Regions from separate parts of the Mus musculus genome. Here region 2 is linked to region 1. Evidence: chromatin loops called from intact Hi-C (ENCODE). Cell type or tissue: left cerebral cortex. All regions are shown on one strand. Links, peaks and the distances in the headings refer to the core of each region. The heading gives the core; the rest is flanking DNA. Region 1 holds the start of Gm48893 (a long non-coding RNA gene). Region 2 holds the start of L3mbtl3 (L3MBTL3 histone methyl-lysine binding protein).

Region 1 (5,371 bases), core at 51-5,050:
GGAGGAGACCTTGGAGATCTTCAGCGAGAGTCAATCTGAGCCCTGTCCTTTACAGGTAGTTTTTGTAGGGTCATGGGTAAGCAGAGAGCTCAGAGTAGGGTTGCTGCTCATGATATTACCTGTGTATTTAAACCACCACCACCACAATTATAACAACAATGATGATGATAATGATTAGCCGCAGCAACAAAAGGAAAGCATAGGTCTCCTCCAGGGAAATCAAACTGTAAAAAGGGGTTTTTCTTTTGCACACACAAAAAAACTTTAATTAGAATCTTCTACTTCAGAACAAACTAGAAACAGGGAGTTTCAACTCTCTCAATTGAAGCAAGGTGCTCAAATTTGTGCCTCTTATTCCATTTCATCTAGAGGTTACAATGTGTTTCGAAGTTTCCATCATTATCTTTAATTGGCCCTTTTCAAGGCTAGGACACACAGCTCTGGCCTTTCCCACCTGCTTTAATTTCGTGTGTCAGGTCCATGTTCACAACTGGTATAGATCTGCTGTGGCGGACGGCAGGTGCTTACGGGGGACATCAATGCCAAAATAAAGCAGGTGTTAAAGCAATAGCTGATTGTGTCAAGACTGATAGTGTCACCTGCTTATTGTTAAATGTGCCCACAGAGGAATGTTTTGCAAGCAGTAGCTGACATTTTAATAAAGACTTTAAAAGCCTTGTCCACAAAGTTCATCTTTCCGACAATTAACAGCTGAGCATCACGCACCCCCACGCCGTTTTCTTCCTCCTCATCTTTTCATGTTTACTCTGTATTTGCACTGTTTTAGCTTTGATACAGGGGGAAAGGAAATCAATTCTTCAACATCTAAGGGAAATAAGTTACTATTTTGTGTAAGCTATTAATGTGAATTATTTTAGTAAGGATGAAAGATATCTAATACCAAAGTAGGACAAAGGCATCTTCCTAACCCACTGACTAAGTCGACGATGGTCAGGTAAGGCTCAGGAAGCTATAACCATTTCATTTGCTTGCAGAGTGCTTCCTTCTTTAAAACATCCAGGCAATGTGATAGCAACGGAAGTTGTCGCTGCAATTAAATGGCCATTTGGGTGCCTTTTCTTTTGAAATGTGTGTTTTAGATTTGATTCAACTGCTTCTGGTTTAAGTTCTAAAAGCTCACCACACTCCTGCTTGCTTTACATGAAGAACCATCTGGAAGTCTGACTCCACAGTTTCCAATCCATACATACATACACACACACACACACACACACACACAAACTCACACACCCTTACCTACCTAACTGCATTTGGAAAATGGCTCTTTTCAGCTGATGTCTCTGAAGATATCCCATCTTGCCCAACATTCTGTACAAAGTTATGTGCTTATTTCTCAAAAATAAATACTGGGCACCTCTCGACAGCAATACAAACACCAGGTGAACACGGTGTGCACACAGCCAGCTACATAAGTTGATGCTACATAAGTTAATGTTAAGGTGTTAGCGTCACCTGTACTCTTTTTGGCTGACAGGGTAATTTTTTTTGAAGTTTTAGGGCTTTTATGTTTTATTTTTAATCAGTTTACTTATAGTCCAAGTTCTTTTACTTAATGGGAAAAAAAAGCAGGGAGCTTCATTTCTAAATATAATAAATTATCTTTAACCTGATCTTGCCAATGGAACGTTAAATGGCAGGATCAAGGCAAAATTCTACCAAGGTGGCCAGTTTTGGAGTCCAAAGAGGTAGAAGTCAGAGGGAATAAGAATGCTGTGTTTAATCTCTGTCAGAATTTTTTTTTTTAATCAATCCCCCAAGAGATCCCTTCCCCAGTCTCCTTTAAGAAGAAACTATTAACGCTGCGGTGAAGATCTCAATAGATAAAAGCTCTTTAACCATCCCTCTGAGATCTGACAACCCTCTTAAGTTAACGAAACCGGCAGAGACGCTCCCCTTACCTGCCGTAAAAGCAATGCACAAACCTAGTCACTGCTGCAACTACTTCCTCAGGTCCAGAGCGGGGGGTACCTCAGAGTCCCAAGAAATGGGGAAACGTGATCACGAGAAAGCATGGTCATAAGAGGTCCGTGACAGTCGCTTTCCTCCAGGCGCTATAACCCCTTCTCTGTGCCTCTCACCGGCCCCCTCAGGTGAGCCGAGATCCGGAGCCTGTTATTTCTGCTCCATCAGCAGGGCAGCTGTTTTAAGGACTGTGCGGGCCCGTGGGCACCAGAGGAGGAAGACCCGTTAGCAGGCAGCCTGCGCAAGTTTCAGCTGGTGCATGCCCGCGACCCCTGGCTGCTCAGCTGCTGCTGCTGAGGAGGATCCAAAGCTGATCCTGGTGCAGTGATCGGCTTCCCGGCAAGGAGCAGCAGCTGCGCACAAGCCTGCTGCCTTCAGGTCTAGTGCTAGCTGCTGTGCCAAAGGAAGCTCTCGGTGTGCACACACACAAAAAGAGAGGCTGTCTACTGGGCATGCTCAGACCCCAGCTGTCTCTCCAGGGCCTGTCAACTCTTGACATCTCTAAATATGAAAAAGGGATATTGAGGAAGCTGTGTAAGATGAGATTCAGAGGAGGCAATTTTAAGTTTGGGCATGACCTCCTTCCTCACCCCTCTGCTGTAAAAAGCAAAAAGCAAAAAACAAAAAAATAAAAAACAAAAAACAAAAAAAGATGCACTGTTGTGGATTTGACAATTCTTTTGACAGGTTGACAGGACCGTTTTGGAAGCTATCGATAGCTTTTAATCTCAACTGTCCCTATGCAATTAAACTGTCCCTGGGGTCAAGCACCCCTGGCTTAGGCAGTGAAACCCATTACTATCATTGATGGCTTAGGTATAGAATTGCCTATATTAGAAAGATTAAGCAATGAGCCACAAAATTATTGATCTCTGTGTATAATATGCTGCCTAGACTAATTTCTCAATGCAATGTTCTATAAAGTGATTTGCAATGTTAGATGGAAATGTTAATCCATATATTATGTTAATATATAGATTCATCTGCATATTAAAATAGCATACATTTTGAAACTTCAGTCTTACCCTCAGTGTCAGCAGAGAACATCTAATAATTCCGAATTATGAACACAAATCTTTCCTCGAGACTTGATAAATGGCAAGAATTCTACTAGTGTTCCTGTGAGGCTCAACTCTGGGATTGGTACGTTAATCTGAACTTTACATTGCCTGTAAACTGAGAAGCCAATGTTCTTGAATTTCCTGTAAACAAAGATCCCGATTCTTGTCCTTCTGTGGGGCTAGTCAAGTATTTTAAAAAAAAAATAGTACACTGTAGGTTTCCATCATAAGAAAATTGACTTGTCGATACTGTCTGCATTTTGATGTTTTGTGTGTTCCTTCTCCTCCTCTGCCCCTCCTCCCCCTCCCTCGTTCTCTTCTATCCTCTCAACCCTGCTGATCCTTTCTCTACATCCTTCTACCTCCCCCTAGGAATTCCAAGTGTCTCCTAAGATCAGAGAGCCCTGTCTGGCTACCCACCCTGTGAGGCCCCAGGGTTCACTTTATCACTCCAGCTTTAGAATCATCTCTAGTCAATTCTGTCTGACTACCAACTGTGAAGTGTTCCCTACTGCTGTGGAACACGCTGGGCATTTGCATCTGTATGATTGTAGACATCTGTCCCATTGCTATCATGTGCTTCAAGAATAAATGGAGGCACAAGAAGGAATCCTCCTACTGGGGTGGCCACTGGAGAAATTGATGGAGTTCATTCATTTATACATGTTTCCTGGAGGAGATGATTCCAGAAACAGAAAGATCTTTCTCAGGATCGAGCAATGCAAAAATCCCATAGGGAGAAGGGAAGGGTATAGCCTGGTTTGTGCAGACTTAACACTTAGATGACTAGGGTAGAGACAGTTTGTGTTTGTGTGTGTGTGTGTGTGTGTGTGTGTGTGTGTGTGTGCATTTGGAGACTAGAGCACAGCCTTTAGAAATGCCATGCTTCTTCTTTGAGACAGAGTTTCTCATTAGCTTGGAGCTCACCAACCAGGCTAGATGAGCCAGCAAGCCCCCCTGCCCTTGCCTGCCTCCCAGCACTGGGAGAATGATTAGTCACCATTCCTGGACTTGTGTTTGTTACTTGTACGCTCTATTTTGTTTCTCGTGTATTCTAGGATGAACTCAGGTCCTCGTGTTTGTGAGGTGAGCACCTTACGCACTGAGCTATCTCCCCACTTCAGTTCTGCTTACTGGCTCCTCACCCCAGCCTTGTTATGTGATTTTTTTTTTTTTTTAAATCCCAACAGGAATAAAGCAGAAATCAAGATTCACCTTCTACTGCTCCAGGCCCCAGGCTCATTATCTCAGCCTCAGTGCAGAGATTCTTCACCTCTTCTCCCTTATTTATTTCCTACATTTTAAAAAATAACATTTTTTTCTGTTCTTTATATTGTAGGAACTTGTTTCTAAAATGTATGGTGTCCTCATTACCAAAACCAAGCGTTTCTCCATTTGGTTTCAAAATTTTGGGTTACCTGTGCCTAATTATCTTCAATTCTTTATAAGCATCACATTTGGTTACCACAAGCGGCATCTCTTAGGCCCAGAAAAGAAATTCCTCCCATTACATAATAATCAAAACACCAAATGTACTAAACAAAGAAAGAATATTAAAAGGAGTAAGGGAAGAAGATCAAGTAACATATAAAGGCAGACCTATCAGAATTACACAAGACTTCTCACCAGAGACTATGAAAGCTAGAAAATCCTGGGCAGATGTCATACAGACCCTAAGAGAACACAAATGCCAGCCCAGGCTACTATACCCAACAAAACTCTCAATTACCATAGATGAAGAAACCAAGATATTCCATGACAAAACCAAATTTATAAAATATCTTTTCATAAATCCAGCCCTACAAAGGATAATAGATGGAAAACACCAAAACATGGAGGGAATTTACACCCTAGAAAAAGCAAGAAAGTGATCTTTCAACAACTCCAAAAAAAAAAGATAGCCACACGAACATAATTCCACCTCTAACAACAAAAATAACAGGAAGTAACAAGCACTTTTCCTTAATATCTTTCAACATCAATGGACTCAATTCCCCCAAAAAGACATAGACTAACAGACTGGATACATAATCAGGACCCAACATTTTGCTAGATACAAGAAACGCACCTCAGTGACAAAGGCAGACACTACCTCAGAGTAAAAGGCGGGAAAGCAATTTTCCAAGCAAATGGTCCCAAGAAACAAGCTGGATTAGCCATTCTAATATTGAATAAAATCAACTTTCAACCAAAAGTTACCAAAAAAGATAAGGAAGGACACTTCATACTGGTCAAAGGAAAAATCTACCAAGATCAACTCTCAATTCTGAATATCTATGCTCCAAATACAAGGGCGTCCACATTCATAAAAGAAACTTTGCTAAAAC
Region 2 (5,371 bases), core at 107-5,106, 320 kb after region 1:
AGCCGCTCAATCGCGGCTTTCCAGCGGCGAAGGCGCAGCAGCAGTCAGAGGGAAGGCAGTGCGAGCCTCCTCGGCAGCGGCGGCGGCGGCGGCACCGGCACCAGCGCAGTTTCCCCTCTCCCCAGCCCTGACTCTACGCGCACATGCGCACTGCGCCCGCAGCCCTGGACCATTTGTCAGGACTACTCGTGAGACGGAGAAAAAAAAAAGAGAGAAAATTTGGGGGTAAGGAGCGCTTGATCAGATCTAATCTCTAATTAATCTGCAGATCAGCCTGCGCCAGAGCCATTCATTGATTTTTTTCTGGGTGAGGATGAAAGTTCTGAGACCTAGAGAGGGAAGGAAGCGCACCCTCGTCTTGGGAAAGAGATCAGGGGAGGGGAAGGAAAGAAGGGGTTTCTCCCCCACTTCTCTGCGCCTCTGGGAAAGAGGAGAAAACTTAATCCCGGGGAAAAAAAGTGGGCAAGTGACTCGGAAGCGGCTGGAGGGGGAGTCTGTGGGCATCTCACTCTGAAGTAGTGAGTGCGAGTGCGAAAGAGGAACAAAAGAGCGAGAAAAGAGAAAGGAAAAAATGGGGGGAGGAGAGACTTGTATTTTTTCCTCCTTTGCGCGCACACGGGGAAGGGTGTGGGGGGCCGTGCGGAAGGGAGCGGGCCAAGGCGGCCGCGTTCGGCCGTCGCCCGCGCGCAGGCAGCGGGATGCGTGTGGGCCCCCTCCCCCCGCCCGGAGCTTGTCACTTTGGTCGCTTTTTTGACACCGGGTGCTGGGTGGCGGCGCTGGGGGGGGGGGGGGGAGCGCGGCACCGCGGGGCTGCGAGTCCGGGGCGGCGGTGGGGGGGAAACGCGGCGGAGCCGCAGCCTCCCCGGGGGCGCCGAGCGCGGTCGGCCTGAGCCTAAGGGGGGGAGGGGGCGGCTTCGGGAGGGGACCGCGGGCACGATCGGTGCGGCGGCGGGAGGACGCGAGCCCCGGCGCGCCGCCCCTGCGGCCCCCTCCGCCCGTGTGGCCTTTGTGCCGAGCGCGCACCGGGTGAGCGAGCGGGCGGGCGGGCGAGCGAGCGGGCGGGCGGGCGAGCGCGACAAGTCCAAGTACGGGAGACCGAGGCAGTGGGAAAAGAGGCCGGGCCACTTTGCTCGCCAGCCAGCTCGGCTGCGGAGAACCGACTGGTTGAATGTGGCAGAGGCGCGTCTCGCTGGCGCGGCCGTGTGTGTGTGTGTGTGTGTGTGTGTGTGTGTGTGTGTATGTGTGTGAGTGTGTATGTGTGTGTGTGTGTATGTGTGTGTGAGTGTGTGTCTCTGTGGCTGTGTGTGTCTGTGTATGTGTCGGTGAGTGTGTGTCGGTGTGAGTGTGAGCGCGCGCCGAGAGGCCTCCCTCCGCGACTCGCACCGCGCACACGCACCCGCACCCGCACGCACACCCGAGCCGCGGCGGGGCCGGCGGCCGAGAGTTTGCGTGTGTGCTCTCCCCGCTCGCCACCTCCCCGCTCCCCGCCGCCGACTGTGGGAGAATTTCCTAGAGATCGCCTCCAATTTCCGCCATTTTGGGAAAGTTGCACGGAAAAAAAAAAAGAAGAAGAAGAAGAAGAAAGAAATAAAGCCTCCGCTGGATTTTTTTTTTTTTTTTCCTCCTGCTGGAAGCAGGAAAGTGCTTTTAGGGAACGCGGCGGCGCGGGCTCGACACTGCCGTCCCCGCGGGGTGGAGGACGCGGGGCCGGGCCGGGCACCCGCACCGTCGCGGCGATCTTCTCCGCGCAGCGCCGCCGGTGCGGGCGCGGGCGTGCGAGCGAGGCGAGGCGAGGCGGTGGCGGGCTGCGGCGGGGGCCGTGGAGCCTGCAACTTGTTTACCGCCGCCCCGGGTGGCCGAGGCCGGCGGCCGGGGTCCGCCTCGCCACCCGTGCGTGCGCCGATCTGCGCTCATGGGCTACTGTCTGGTCCACGCTCGCGTCCTGGGCCCGGCGGGGCCGGCCTCGCGCAGCGGCGGCGGGGCGGGGGAAGTAGAGGCCGGCGGGGGTGGGGATCGGGAAGCGCAGGAGCGGAGGCATCCGCCGCGCGCCCCGCCAGCCAGCCAGCCGCCGGCCGGAGGAGGAGGCAAACTTGAGAGCGGCGGGGCCAGGGGCGCACTGGCGGAGGGAAAACTTTAATCGCCTTCTTGGGAGAATAGAAAAAGGGAAAAAGAGAAAAGGAAAAAAAAATCCAAAAGGCAAAAAAGTGCATGTGTGTGGGGGTTTCTAGGACCCGAACCTCACGATCGGATCTGATCCGATCACGGCCCACCGCGGGGCCGTGAGAGAAAGTTGACCAGCGTGGCGGCTTTCTTCGCGTCCGGCCGTGGTGTCTGTCTGTCCGTCCGCGCTCCGACCAAACGGGTGGGAGATCCAGCCGCACTGCCGGGTCGCGTGGGTCAGGGCTCTTGCCCCACCCTTCCACGGGGACACGAAGGTAAACTCGCTTTGGTTTTTCCTTCTCTGTCCTCCTGCAGCCACCGCCCAGCTTCCTTTTCCTCTCCTTTCCCCGCTGATTTATTTTTCTTCTTTTTTTTGTTTTTTTAGGGGGGGGGGACCCGAAAAACGGAGTCTCTTTCCTTATGCAACTTTCTCGGGCGCAGTTTGCTGGGCCCATCCCCCCCGCCTTCTGCATCCCTTGGCCCGCTCCTTTGCCACCTTGGGGCTACCGCCAAAAGCATGCATTTAAGATCATCCAAAGTGCCCAGGAACAAAAATAGATGTTAAAGAATTGTTCTAAGTTAAGGGAAACTGAGACGAGAAATAAGAAACCGGTTTGAGTGTGTGTGTGTGTGGGGGGGGGGGGGAGGTGCGTCGCCTGGGATGAGTGAGTTGAATTTTCATTTCAATTTTCGTAGGTGGTTGGTTATGATGCCTTTATTGGTGTGGGGAGCCCGGGAAGCTCTGTACTGGCTACCTCGGTTGCGTGGATTTTTGCGCAAGTTTTTAGAAAAACACTGACTCGAGTAGAGAGCCGGAAAGTTTCAAGTGCAGCAAAATAGTGAGCCTGCAAAACTGGCCAAGGGGGGACCTCTAGTGGTTAAACGCATCTTAAGTTCGAGAGACAAGACCAAAGTTTGGCCTTTACTTGTAGCTACATGCAGTCCGTTTAGACGTGGAAGTAATTAGAAGACCTGAGTTGCAGCCAGATGTGAGAAAGGATGCTAGTCCGAAATAGAAGTTTTGTAAATCAGAGAACAATGACGTCTAAGCTTGCGGACCCTGTGATTTCCATCCTTTCTTGCATACAGTAAGAAAACCAAAGCTTTTTATTCTGAGATTTGAGATTGACACTCCCTAGATAAGAAAGTTTGTCTTCTGTTTACCATCATCTGTACCTCCGTTTTTTTTTTTTTTTATTTCCCCTCTTACGACTCATAGCAGGTAGCTTAATTCGGAATGTTAAGGAAAAGTCAAAATGAAACCTGTGCTTAGCACTTTGCAAAAAACTGAAAAAAAAACAAACCTGAAATTAGCTTTTATATGAACTGATCATTTTGTATGTGTCTCTGATGCATATAATCTCAGGCTAACAAATTATTCAACAATTTACGTATAAACTTACATAATATATACTCATAAAATACATAGTATCTTCTCGTAACGGTGTAATTTTGATTCACTGAGTAAAAACATTTATTTCAGTATACTTTGTATAATTTACGATTTAAACCACTTTATATATGCATGGGTTACATAACTATTTCCCAGTGTGTATTCTGTATTTAAAAAAAAAACATTGAATTTTAAGGATAAAAACAGGAGGGATTAAGGTTGTATAGAATCATTCTTGTAATTACCACCTGTCCGTCACAGTGAAAGAGACAGGGTCCATCCATCTATGTAGCTCAGGCTGGAGTTGAATTTGTATTTCCCTCCTGGTGCTTGGGTAACAGTCTTATTTACAATGGGAATTTTTATTATGTGGTTTAGAGTACGGGAATGATGTGAGTGATTAAAATTAATTTCACCTTACATGTACCTAGTTAATTTGAATACACAGTGCAGTGTGGTGTGATGGGTGTTGAGTTTGAATTGTATATTATGGATGCGAGGGCTTTATGAGAGTGCTTTGAGGGTGTTTGTTTGTTTGTTTGTTTGTTTTCCTTTTCCTCCAATATAATCAATGCTAGATCCTTAAAAGAAGTCTTGGGGGTACACAGCAGTTCTGAAGGTCACCAGACAGATGTCTTTCACTGGACACTTGGTTTCCAGTGCAGCTGGAAATTAAAGAGAGTGTGTGACAGGGTTAGTAGAAAGGAAAACAACAACAAAACTTAAGTTTGTGGGAACTGCTTTGAATGTTTGAACAAGTAGACAGTAGGCGTGCTTGAAAAGGTGAAAGAAGCATTGGGCAAAAAGGAGTGTCCCGTAGCGTATGTGTGCCTTTGGTATGGTTGCATGGGAGGCCAGAGACCAGCTTGAGTTGTTACAGTTACAAGCTTTCCTGCTCTGCTCCCAGTCATCCTTTTTTCCCCCCTCCCTCTCTCCAAACCTGGCTCACTGATTGGCTAGACTGGCTGGCCAGTGAGCTGCAGGCCCTCCCTCCAGTGCTCAGGTTACAGAGGAGAGCGCTCCGGGATTTAGGGATTTAGGGAAGTGCTGGGGAATCTGAACTCGGGTCTTTGTGCTTTCTTGGCTGTCTCTTTATTGACTTTGCCTTCTCCCAGTTCCTTGTTACTAGATTTTGGGGGAGGAGACGGGTAATGAAGGGTTTCTCTGTGTAGTCCTGGTTGTCCTAAAACTCTCCCTGTAGGCCAAGTTGGCCTCCAACTCACAGAGATGCACCCACCTCTGCCTCAGGCATTCTGGGATTAAAGGTGTGTGCCACTACCACTCAACCATTACTGTATTCTTTTTTTTGTTTTTGGTTTTGTGTGTGTGTGTGTGTGTGTGTGTGTGTGTAGCCATGGCTGTCCTGGAACCCACTTTGTAGACCAGGCTGGCCTCAAACTCAGCAATCCGCCTGCCTCTGCCTCCCGAGTGCTGGGATTAAAGGCATGCACCACCACGCCCGGCTCATTACTGAATTCTTACTGGCGGTTCAGTTCCTTTTTTTTTTTTTTTTTCTACTGAAAACAATTGATTGATCGATTGAAAAAGTGGGGAATCCAGAACAAAGCAGTAGTGAATCAATTAATACCTTCTATAGGTGGATATACAATGGTAGGGAAGAGACAGGAGCTTTAAATGCCTTTGCAGCCTGAGCTACAATTTTGTAGCTAAAATTTATGACAGTTTGGGGGGGGGGGGGTTAATTAACATGTAATTAACATTTAAGTGACTCCTATGAAGAAGCCCTTCTTCTGCCAGAGACCATGTCTTAGGGATGTAGCATAGACTTAGGAATTTTTGAAAACATTTCTATGGGAA

What was found. Hi-C counts contacts between places; a loop is a spot of excess contacts. Peaks named below come from ENCODE experiments on the same cell type or tissue, not always from the same donor. Only the 100,000 strongest peaks of a DNase experiment are listed, where the experiment ranks them.
Region 2: it touches region 1 in a loop (2.8-fold over the local background); 7 of 42 quality-filtered maps call a loop at or near these places.

What each region holds. Positions count from the first base shown.
Region 1 is chr10:26,692,332-26,697,702 of GRCm38, reverse strand. Gm48893 (a long non-coding RNA gene) reads right to left here and starts at 2,411. Exons shown (of 2, transcript XR_003948859.1): 1 at 1,920-2,411. In left cerebral cortex, for the core only: no CTCF peak of the experiment used is centred there; DNase peaks (open chromatin) are centred at 1,234 and 2,375; H3K4me3 peaks cover 1,375 bases; H3K27ac peaks cover 697 bases.
Region 2 is chr10:26,370,765-26,376,135 of GRCm38, reverse strand. L3mbtl3 (L3MBTL3 histone methyl-lysine binding protein) reads left to right here and starts at 2,064. Exons shown (of 22, transcript NM_001359254.1): 1 at 2,064-2,435. In left cerebral cortex, for the core only: a CTCF peak has its summit at 3,026 (motif pointing left); DNase peaks (open chromatin) are centred at 1,346, 1,944, 2,322, 3,017 and 1 more place; H3K4me3 peaks cover 3,200 bases; H3K27ac peaks cover 1,673 bases.